2 separate regions of the Homo sapiens genome follow, and region 1 is linked to region 2. A link is a contact called in ENCODE Hi-C or POLR2A ChIA-PET data. All regions are on one chromosome and are shown on one strand. Each heading gives the region's core, a stretch centred on a gene start or an enhancer-like site at or near the end of the contact. The rest is flanking DNA. Distances are from core to core; before and after follow the strand shown.

Evidence for each region. A loop is a pair of places that touch in the nucleus more often than their neighbours do. ChIA-PET counts read pairs that join two places held with the same protein, here RNA polymerase II (POLR2A). Pooled maps may share reads with other maps.
Region 1: a map of heart right ventricle shows a loop between it and region 2 (3-fold over the local background). The contact joins the promoter of FES here to the promoter of CRTC3 in region 2. A Hi-C loop is called at or near these places in 7 of 168 maps with a recorded cell type or tissue (ascending aorta, dorsolateral prefrontal cortex, endothelial cell of umbilical vein and 4 more), 2 of 37 single-sample maps with no recorded cell type and 24 of 50 pooled maps. POLR2A ChIA-PET finds 5 or more read pairs at or near these places in 5 of 52 experiments (BJ, GM12878, T-cell and 2 more).

The regions. Positions count from the first base shown.
Region 1 is chr15:90,881,214-90,885,761 of GRCh38, reverse strand. FES (FES proto-oncogene, tyrosine kinase) reads right to left here and starts at 1,258. Exons shown (of 19, transcript NM_002005.4): 1 at 1,218-1,258; 2 at 504-725; 3 at 177-350. The coding sequence starts at 716. FURIN (furin, paired basic amino acid cleaving enzyme) reads right to left here. Exons shown (of 16, transcript NM_002569.4): 16 at 2,305-4,476. The coding sequence ends at 3,884. RefSeq lists enhancers at 113-542, 2,080-2,209 and a silencer at 1,173-1,682.
Region 2 is chr15:90,527,192-90,531,613 of GRCh38, reverse strand. It overlaps CRTC3 (CREB regulated transcription coactivator 3), which reads right to left and starts at 1,691. Exons shown (of 15, transcript NM_022769.5): 1 at 1,411-1,691. The coding sequence starts at 1,542. RefSeq lists an enhancer at 588-747 and silencers at 1,138-1,317, 1,338-2,087, 2,188-2,237.

The DNA.
Region 1 (4,548 bases), core at 9-2,508, 350 kb before region 2:
AGCCAGCTCAACGTAGGGGAAGGAAGAGAGGAAGCTGCATCAAGGTTAGAGCAAGCCAGGCCTGCGGTCAGGGACTTACACTTCCCCAGTGAATCCAGGGCCTCTTGTGCAAAACAACCCCTTCGAGGCTCAAAATTTAGACAGAAATGACCGAAGCCCCAGTGCTGCCCGCTCACCTTGGTGAGCTCCTGCTGCAGCTGCTGCCACTGCTCGCTGTAGGTCTTGCGAAGCTGCTGCCGTTCCCGGATGAGCAGGCTCAGCTTGCTCAGGGGCCCTGAGTTCAGATCCTCTGCGTGCTGCCGCAGCAAGCGGCTCAGGCCCTCAGTTTGGCTGGTGATCTCAGCCCAGGACTATACAGCACAGATGGGGGAGGCAGGGAGGGGGGCACAATGGCTCCCAAGCATTGGCCTGCCAGATCTCCAGCCACTGCCCCAGAGGGCCCCCAGGAGAGGAAGGAGAAGGCAGATACAGCCAGCACCCACCAGAGTCCCATAGAGACCCACCTGACTGATGGGGCTGTCAGGGCTGATGGCCCGGCTCTGGCCCCCACTGTCCTGCAGGGACATGTGGTGAAGCAGTCCTGCATACTCCCTGTCACTCTTGACCCGCTGGGCCATCCACTTTCTCATGCCCTCCAGTAGACGAAGCTCGGCCTCCTGCATTTGCTGCAGGACCCCGTGGCCCTGGGGGCTGCACAGCTCGGAAGAGAAGCCCATAGTGCTGTTCTGGGGACAGAAAAGGGGCCATCCCTGGAGGCAAGGCAGCAGCTGGAGACGGAGGCATGGGACGAGGAGACTGGGGACTGTAGGGTCAGGATGGACTGCAGACGGGGAGGAGGTGGGGTCCTGCCTCGCTCACACGCAGCCATGGGTACCCAGCAGCAGCCTGGCCTGGGGACTGGCCCTCATTGCTTCCTTAGCGTCAGGGTCTCCTCCGCACGTTCGGGAACAGGAGCCAACCTGGAGCCTCCCTCCCCAGGCCCTTCCACCCACCACCCCTTACAGGGACACCCTTGCCCAGGTCCTCGACAGGCCAAGCCTGCCCCAGCTGAAGCCTCAGGCGCCCACAGCCTGAGCCCTGCCCCTGCGGCCATCCCCGCCCTTCCGCGGCCCCTACCCCCACCTGGGTGGGTCTCTGGCCCTCGGAACGCCTGCTCTGCCCCTGCCTGCCGCGCCCCCAGCTCCCACCGCTCCTCCAGGCCCCGGGGCTAGAGGTACCCGCACGGGCAGCTGCTCCTGGGACGGCCTCGGACCGACTCAGGCCCGGTGCGGACCCCGGCCAGTTCCTGATTCCGCGCTTCCTCCTCCCGCGGTTTCAGTTGGCCCAGGCCCCGGGGCGGGCCTGTGGAGGGGAAGGGGCGGGCGGGACCGGCCCGACCGCCCCGACGCCTGCCAGCCCCCCTGCTCCGCGCTGGGCCGCAGCCTCTAGCCGGCCGCACGGCCACGGAAACGGAAGGGAGGAGGGGGCCGGGAAAGAATGGCCCAGCCAAGAGCCGCCCGCGCCCCGCAGGCCCCAGGGCCCGGCAGCGCCCCGGGAACACCGGGAAGGGGCGCAAGGTGGGGGTCAGGAGGGGGAGCCCAGGGCGAGGCCCCAGGCAGATGCTGGGCCCAGGGAAGCCCAGGGTGTCCGCGGGTACTGAGGGGAGGCGCGCAGTCCTAGCACCAGGCCAGGGCCACCGCAGAAGAGAAAGAGGGAACCCTGGTCCCAGCCCTCCCCACCTCACGGAATTCCCTAAGGAGAGGCTCAGGCGCCAGCTTCCATTTGAATAAAATTTCCAAGTAAATATCCCGAACAGAGACTGCTTCTCGGATACAGATCCTAGTGGTTTTGTCCCCATCCTCCTACCCCCAGGCAGGGGCTTCCTGTCCCAAGGGAGACCTGGGGAAATCAAGGGGCAGGGGTTGGGGAGCGGACAGGCGTGGAGTTTTCCATTTGGGACTCAGGCTCCCCACAAGAAGTCATCTTGATTCAGTCAGGCCTCCCTCCACCTTAGGCCTCAGCCCTATAGCCTGTGGCGACCAGATCACTTCAGCCCAGGAAGACACAATAGGCCCAGTTCTTCACACTGCTGGAAACCAGGACTTTGGGAGTTTAGTGCTCAGCTCCTGAGGACCAGGGGTCACCAGCCCCACCCCAGGGGCACCAGCTCCTCCACTAGGGGCTGGCGCATCCTCCCGCCCCTTGGAGGACTTTGGCCTTCTGACTTGGGCCCACATCCAGGCAGGCAGGCCACTGTGTAGGCCTAACTGGCCCCCTATCCTCAGCTGCGATGCAGGAGCAACGGTACCACACTGGAGACTGGGCCTGGTTTGCATAGTCTGCACGTTTAATCACTTTAAAACCTCTAACATTATCTCATGTCCATTAAATAGAACCAGCAATGCTGGGCCTGTTTAAATTACAAGAAAAAAATCACTGTGCACCAACCCAGCATCTTACAAAACCAGCCGGGCTGGCCACGAGGGCAGGGGGATGGGAGAGGAGGGGGCACCCCTGGGCAGATGGCTGGGTACCAGGAATGGCTAGGGTAGAAAAGAAAAGGGGACTCCCAGATGGGAGGGGACTGATTGTCCTAATGGGAGGGGTGCAAAAGGCACGTCAGAAGAGGAGGTTTGAGGGGGGCATGACAGGTCAGTGCTTTCTCCACCAGGGCACAGTGTTGGGGGGGCTCAGTGCCACCACCTGCCCACCTCTGGCACTTGGAGAGCCAGTGACCTATGAACCCCCGGCATGGCGAGCCCCACTTGAAACACAGATGTCAGCCTGCCCCTCCCACTGGGACCCCCTTTCCTTGAGCCCGCCTGGCTGGCCCGCCTCTTCAGGACTTGGGGCTCAACTATTCCTCACTCCTCAGCAACATGCTGCAGCCCCCACACCTCAGGGCCAGGGCAGCCAGGGAGGAGCAGGGCGGACGGTGGGTGTGAGAACGTGGGTAGTCCAGCTGCTACCCCCATTAAAAATACAAAAACAAATCATCAGCATCTAAAGTGAAATAATCACAAAGTGAAAATATATCCTCAAACAGCCCCTGAGATCCCCACAGGGGAAAGCAGCATCGGGTGGGAGGCCAGAGAGGCCGGCTGGGCCAGCGCCCCTCCCCACCACCCACCCAGGGGCTCCAGGTCTGTGAGTGCCAACAGCCCAGGCAGCCCGGGCTCAGAAAACAGGGACTTGGGCCCTGACGGGAGAGGCGGGTGCAAGAGAGGGGAGGGTGGTCAGGACACCAGCACAGGGTTCAGCCAGAGCTTCGGCCTTGGCTGCGCCAGCCTGGTGGCCAGTGGTGGTGGAGGCACGGAGCACAGGGGTGGGTCATGGGACACAGGCCACAGGCCACATGCCACGTGCACACCTGGAGGCACCTGCCTTGCCTTGGTCCCTTCCTATGATGGCTGCTGCCGCCAAGACTCACCAGAGCTGGGGGACAGGGTGGAGGGTGCAGAAGCCCTTGGAGAGGTGGCCTCCTCCCTCAGATATCTCCTAGGCCAGCCCCCGACTGCCTGGATGGGACCATTATTGCTTTAGAGGGACAGGGAAGGGCAAGAGCTGCGGCCTGGGTCAGGAATCCCAACAAGCAAGGGCTGCCCCTCTTCACTCCGCAGGAACTCTGGCTGGGGCCGGGGCCGGGGCAAGCTGCCCTAAAGGTTTCACTCCTTTCTCCACATGGAAGGGGTGCTGAGGGTGGGGTACGGCCCTCCCCACGCCCCAGCTGGTCCTGGGCCCACCTCAGGTGGCCAGGTGGGCCCGAGGGTAGGATGGGAAGCAGTCTCCACCCCTCTTGCCTCCCAGCTGGGGTCCAAACCCAGTCCCAAGATAAAAAAATACTTTGGTGAATTAAAAAGTGCCCAAGGAGGGGATTGGCTTGAGGGGGTGGGCAGTGGGCTCATCAGAGGGCGCTCTGGTCTTTGATAAAGGCGGTCCTCTCGCCCCGGCCCTCGTCCTCTTCTGAGTCAGACGGGCACTCCTCCTGCCAGGCTTCAGGGGGCAGCCCCTTGTAGGAGATGAGGCCACGGTCCATGGTGTACACCTTCACCCCCCGAAAACTAAAGCCAGAGCGCAGCTGCAGGACCAGGAAGACAGTGACGAAGACCAGCACGATGAAGGCGCAGCTGAGGCCGGCCACCACCTCAGGCAGGTGTGAGGGCAGCAGCCCTGCCCGCAGCCGTTGCCCCGCCTCCACCTCCGGGGGCAGCCGAGGTGGCTGCTGCTGTGGCGGGGACTCTCGGCTGCTCTGGCTTTGCCGGGAGCAAGTCTGCTCCACAGGGTCCAAGGAGGCGTGGCTGGGGCAGCTGAGGCAGTCTGTCAGGGCCGGCCCCTGGCATGTGGCACATGAGGCGTGGCAGGGGGCGCAGACGCTGGCCCGGATGGTCTCCACGTCATTCTCGGTGCTATAGTGCGTATCGAGGACTTGGGGGGCGAACCCTGGAGGGCAGTGCTGGACACAGCTCTTCTGGTGCAGGGAGAAGCCTTCCTCGCACACTGCCGGCGTGGGAGAGAGGGCAAGTGTGTGTCAGCTAAACAGACTGTAGCCCCAGGACCACAGCAGCCCCA
Region 2 (4,422 bases), core at 442-2,941:
AGTGAAGCTGATAGGGTATAAGAAAACATTTTCTTGAAATCTTCAGCTTCTTTCTCTCTATATATATATTTTTTCTCAATGTGAACAGAAATGTAAGTACAGGAAATATTTCACTTTTTCCTTAACTTCACTGAAAGAAAACACCATCATGAGTATAAATGGCAACTGTCACCTAATCTCCCCTTGGGGGACTGTGACAGAGAGTGGACGGTGGCAAACTAGAGTTCTTACTCCATTTGAAAGGGAGCTCAGCTCAGCTCCCTTTCATCATCACCCAGCTCCAGCAGGTCGGTAGCTGTCATGTAGGAATTCAGAATTAGTGTTACCAGGTCTCCCAATTTTTAACATATATAAATAATAATAAATAAATAATACGGAAATTTGGATTTTGTGTGGAAGTCTTCCAATTTAAAAATTCTGGCAACAGATTCAATAATTTTTCCCAAACACTGCGCTGGCCAAAAAATAATGTGTCTGCAACTCAGCTGGTTTGCAACTCTGCTCTCAGCTCTCCTTCAAACTGTCTCCCCCGCCTCAGTCCCCCAGAATCTGCAGATCCTCCCCCATCCTCCCGATGGTCCTCCAAGGTCAGCATTCAGGATCCTCAAGGCCAGCCCCACTCCTGCTGACCCCCCTTCTCTGCAACCCTGCGCGGACACTCCGGTTGGCTCTCCATCCTCCACTGCCTCACTCAGCGGTTACCTAACCTCTCCAGGTGTTTGTCCCGGCTCGCGCCTTACTCATTCCTCCAGGTCCCTCTCCAGTCACCAGCGACGCTTGTCAGTTCTCACTAAATATCCCGGGCCGAACAAAGTAAACTGGACCCGATAAAGCACCTCCAAGGAGTAAAAGGAGCAGAGCCTCACACTCGACACGGAATCCCGTCGTGGTTCCAACAACCCGAGCCACCCCAGGGCCGGGCCCTGGATGGACTTGTGCACAGAGCTCCCCCCACGAGCGCGTGGGACCCTGGGGTGCCCGCGGCCTTCCACGCCGGCAGAACAGCAGGGCTCGATGGTGGGGGATGTTCGGAGCGACCAGAAGCCGCGCCGCGCCACCCGGCCGGCCTCCGAGCTGTTTGCGATTTCCTCTCGGGGCTCCTCGTCCTCCTCCCCCTCAGGCCGCCCTCGCACGGCCGCCCGCCTCCACGGGCTTCACCCCTGCCCATCTTCCCGCACACGGGGCCGGGCGACCCTCCCACCTCAGCCCGGGATCGCGAACGGCTAGCGGGTGTCGCCAGGCGGGGAAACGCCGAGGCCGCGGCCGCTCCGGTCCCCCTCCCAGCCGCCGGTTCCCGGGCGCGGCCCCCGCCCGGCCCCGCCATCGCCTTGGCCCCGCAACCTCTCACCCGCCGCGCGGGTCCCGCCCGCGGCCGTGGCCGCCCCCGCCCGCGCCGGCCCGGGCCCTCACCCGCGACAGGGTGAGGTCGGTCATGAGCTGCTCGAAGGCCCGCGTCTCCTCGGCCTGTCTCTGCGTGTGCAGCGCGATCTTCTCACTGAACTTCCGCGGGTTGGCGCTGCCCGAGCCCGGCGAGGCGGCCATGGCGCGGACTCTGCGCGGGCAGAAGCGGGAGACGGCGGCCGTGGGGCCTGTACCTCGGCCCACCCGTCCGTCCACAGGCCGCCGGGGCCGCCGCCCGAAGCCAGTCGTCCGGCGCGACCCGGCAGAGGAGCCGCCGCGGCCCCGGAGCCAGCGAGCGGCCGGGAGCGCGCCGAGGTCCGCCCCCGTGCGCCCGGCCCCGCCCCACCCTCGGCGGGGCCCGCCCGGCCTCCAGTCTGCCCCGGCCCCACGCTCGCGGGCTGAGGGCTGCTCCCCGCTTCCCGGTCTGGCTCGGGACCCGCCGCCGGCGGCCACCTGGAGGGACCCCCGTCAGCCCGACAAAGTGGCCCCGGCGTACGGGGAACGCTGGGGTGCCACTCCACGGAGACTCTCCGACCCAGGGATGGCCTCTGCGTCTACGCGACGTGGAGAACACAGCCTGTGCCCGCATCCCCCCTCCCCCAGCCAAATTACGAAGATTTTCTTCTCCAGGTGGAACCTGGGCGACCGGACCTCGAGCAGGTCACCTCGGGCCCCCGCAGGGGGTGCGCCCATTTTGCCTGGGGCCTAACGTCTGCCCGCCAGCCCTGCCGCTCCAGGCCCCCGGCCTCCAGCCGCTGGTTTCCTGACCTCTCACACCCACCCCTCCCCGCTCCAGTCAACCAGAGCTGTATCTCGGCTTTAAAAACTGCCTCCTATTCTGCACAAACTACAAACACCATCCAGCCCTGCTGCAGCCTTGGCTCCATAGCCCCGGCCCCCTTTCCAGGTTCTTTCCAAGTCTCCCTACGGCCTCTCCACTCCTGTGGCAGCTTCAGCAGGTGCCAGCCCCACCTTGGGAAACCAGCGCTCAGCCTCAGCGAATTTCCCCTTCTTTTGGGGGAGTGAATGGATGTCTTTCTCTGTCGCCCGGTCTGGAGTGTAGTGGTGCGATCTCGACTCACCGCGGCCTTGACCTCCCGGGCTCAAAAGATCCTCCCACCTCAGCCTCCCGACCAGCTGGGACCACAGGCGGGGGTCACCACGCCCGGCTAGTTTGTAAATGTTTTTGTAGCAATGGGGGGCGGGGGTGGGTCTCGCTATTTTGCCCAGGCTGGTCTCGAACGCCTGGGCTCAAGCGATCTGCCCACCTCAGCCTCCCAAAGTGCTGGGATAACAGGCGTGGGCCACAGTGCCCGGGGAGTTTCCTCTTTGGAGTCCAGAAGCTACTCTCAGCATAAATGTTGATGTGCACAAAGATGTCCCGGGGAGCCCTGAGCGTGTGTCAGTGTTCTGTAAAGAGGGAAATATTAGAGGCCTACGGAAGAGTACGGAAAATAATATTAATACTACCCACGCCCCCCACTATCAAGATTAAACAGACATCAATACATTTTGCTGCATGTACTTGGGATTTATTAAAGACATACAAAATTAGTCATAACGACGGCCCCACTCTCATTTCTTCTTCCGCCCCACAGATAGTCACCGTGCTCAAGTTGGTACATATCATTCCAGTTTGTGTTTTTATACTTTTATTACATATGATGTAGAGATCCAGCAATGCTATATGGAATACCTAATTTTGTTTTTAAACTTTACAAAAATGACACCATACTGAATAATCATTTTGCATCTTTTTTCATTCTCCATTATGTTTTCGAGATATATTTGTGTCAATTCATTTATATGATAATATTCCATTATGTTTTTCACCTGTCTCTCAGACATAGCCTATAACTGGACTTTTTAGAAAATGTATTCTGAAAATATATCTCTGTTAGCTAGAATTTAGCTATTTTTATTAATTATAATTGGATTTTTTTTTCTGTTGTATTTTGTGTTATTTACCATGCTTTTTTTTTGTTGTTGGTTTGTTTTTGAGACGGAGTCTTGCTCTGTTACCCAGGCTGGAGTGCAGTGGCCTGATCTCAGCTCACTGCAAACTCTGCCTCTTGAGTTCAAGTGATTCTTGTGCCTCAGCCTCCCGAGTAACTGGGATTACAGGCTTGCGCCACCATGCCCGGCTAGTTTTTTTTTTTTTTTTTAAGACAGAGTCGCGCTCTGTCGCCCAGGCTGGAGTGCAGTGGTGCAATCTCGGCTCACTGCAATCTCTGCCTCCTGGGTTCAAGCTATTCTCCTGCCTCAGCCTCCTGAGTAGCTGGGATTACAGGTACACGCCACCACGCAGGCTAATTTTTTGTATTTTTTGTAGAGACGAGGTTTCACCATGTTGGTCAGGCTGGTCTCAAACTGCTGATCACAGGTGATCCACCTGTCTCGGCTTCCCAAAATGCTGGGATTGCAGGCGTGAGCCACCGCGCCTAGCATTTTTCTTTACATTTTATTTCTGCTTTTCTGTTACATTGTTTGGGTCAAGTTTCAGAGAACAGAACCATTCTAGATGGTTTAAGTACAAAAGAATATATTACAGGGTATAAAATGACTTCCAGACTTGTTTGGAGGGCTGAAGCAACCGACTCCAGGTTGAACTTTGAGGAATGACTTTGAGAGCTATGCTGCAATACTGAGCCACCAAAGGAGACACTGCCTCTTTTGAAATCAGGAAGCCATCTACTAAATTGGAAAGCTGTCTCTACACTTACCAGCTCTTGAACCATACAGGTATCATCATGATGAGAAGCCACTGCAGAAATATCAAGCATCGGCCAGGTGCAGTGGCTCACGCCTGTAATCCCAGCATTTTGGGAGGCCAAGGCGGGCAGATCGCCTGAGGTCAGGAGTTTGAGACCACCCTGACCAATATGGTGAAACCCTGTCTCTACTAAAAATACAAAAATTAGCCAGGTGTGGTGGCATGTGCCTGTAGTCCCAGCTACTCAGGAGGCTGAGGCAGGAGAATTGCTTAAATCCAGGAGGGGGAGGTTGCAGTCAGCCAAGATC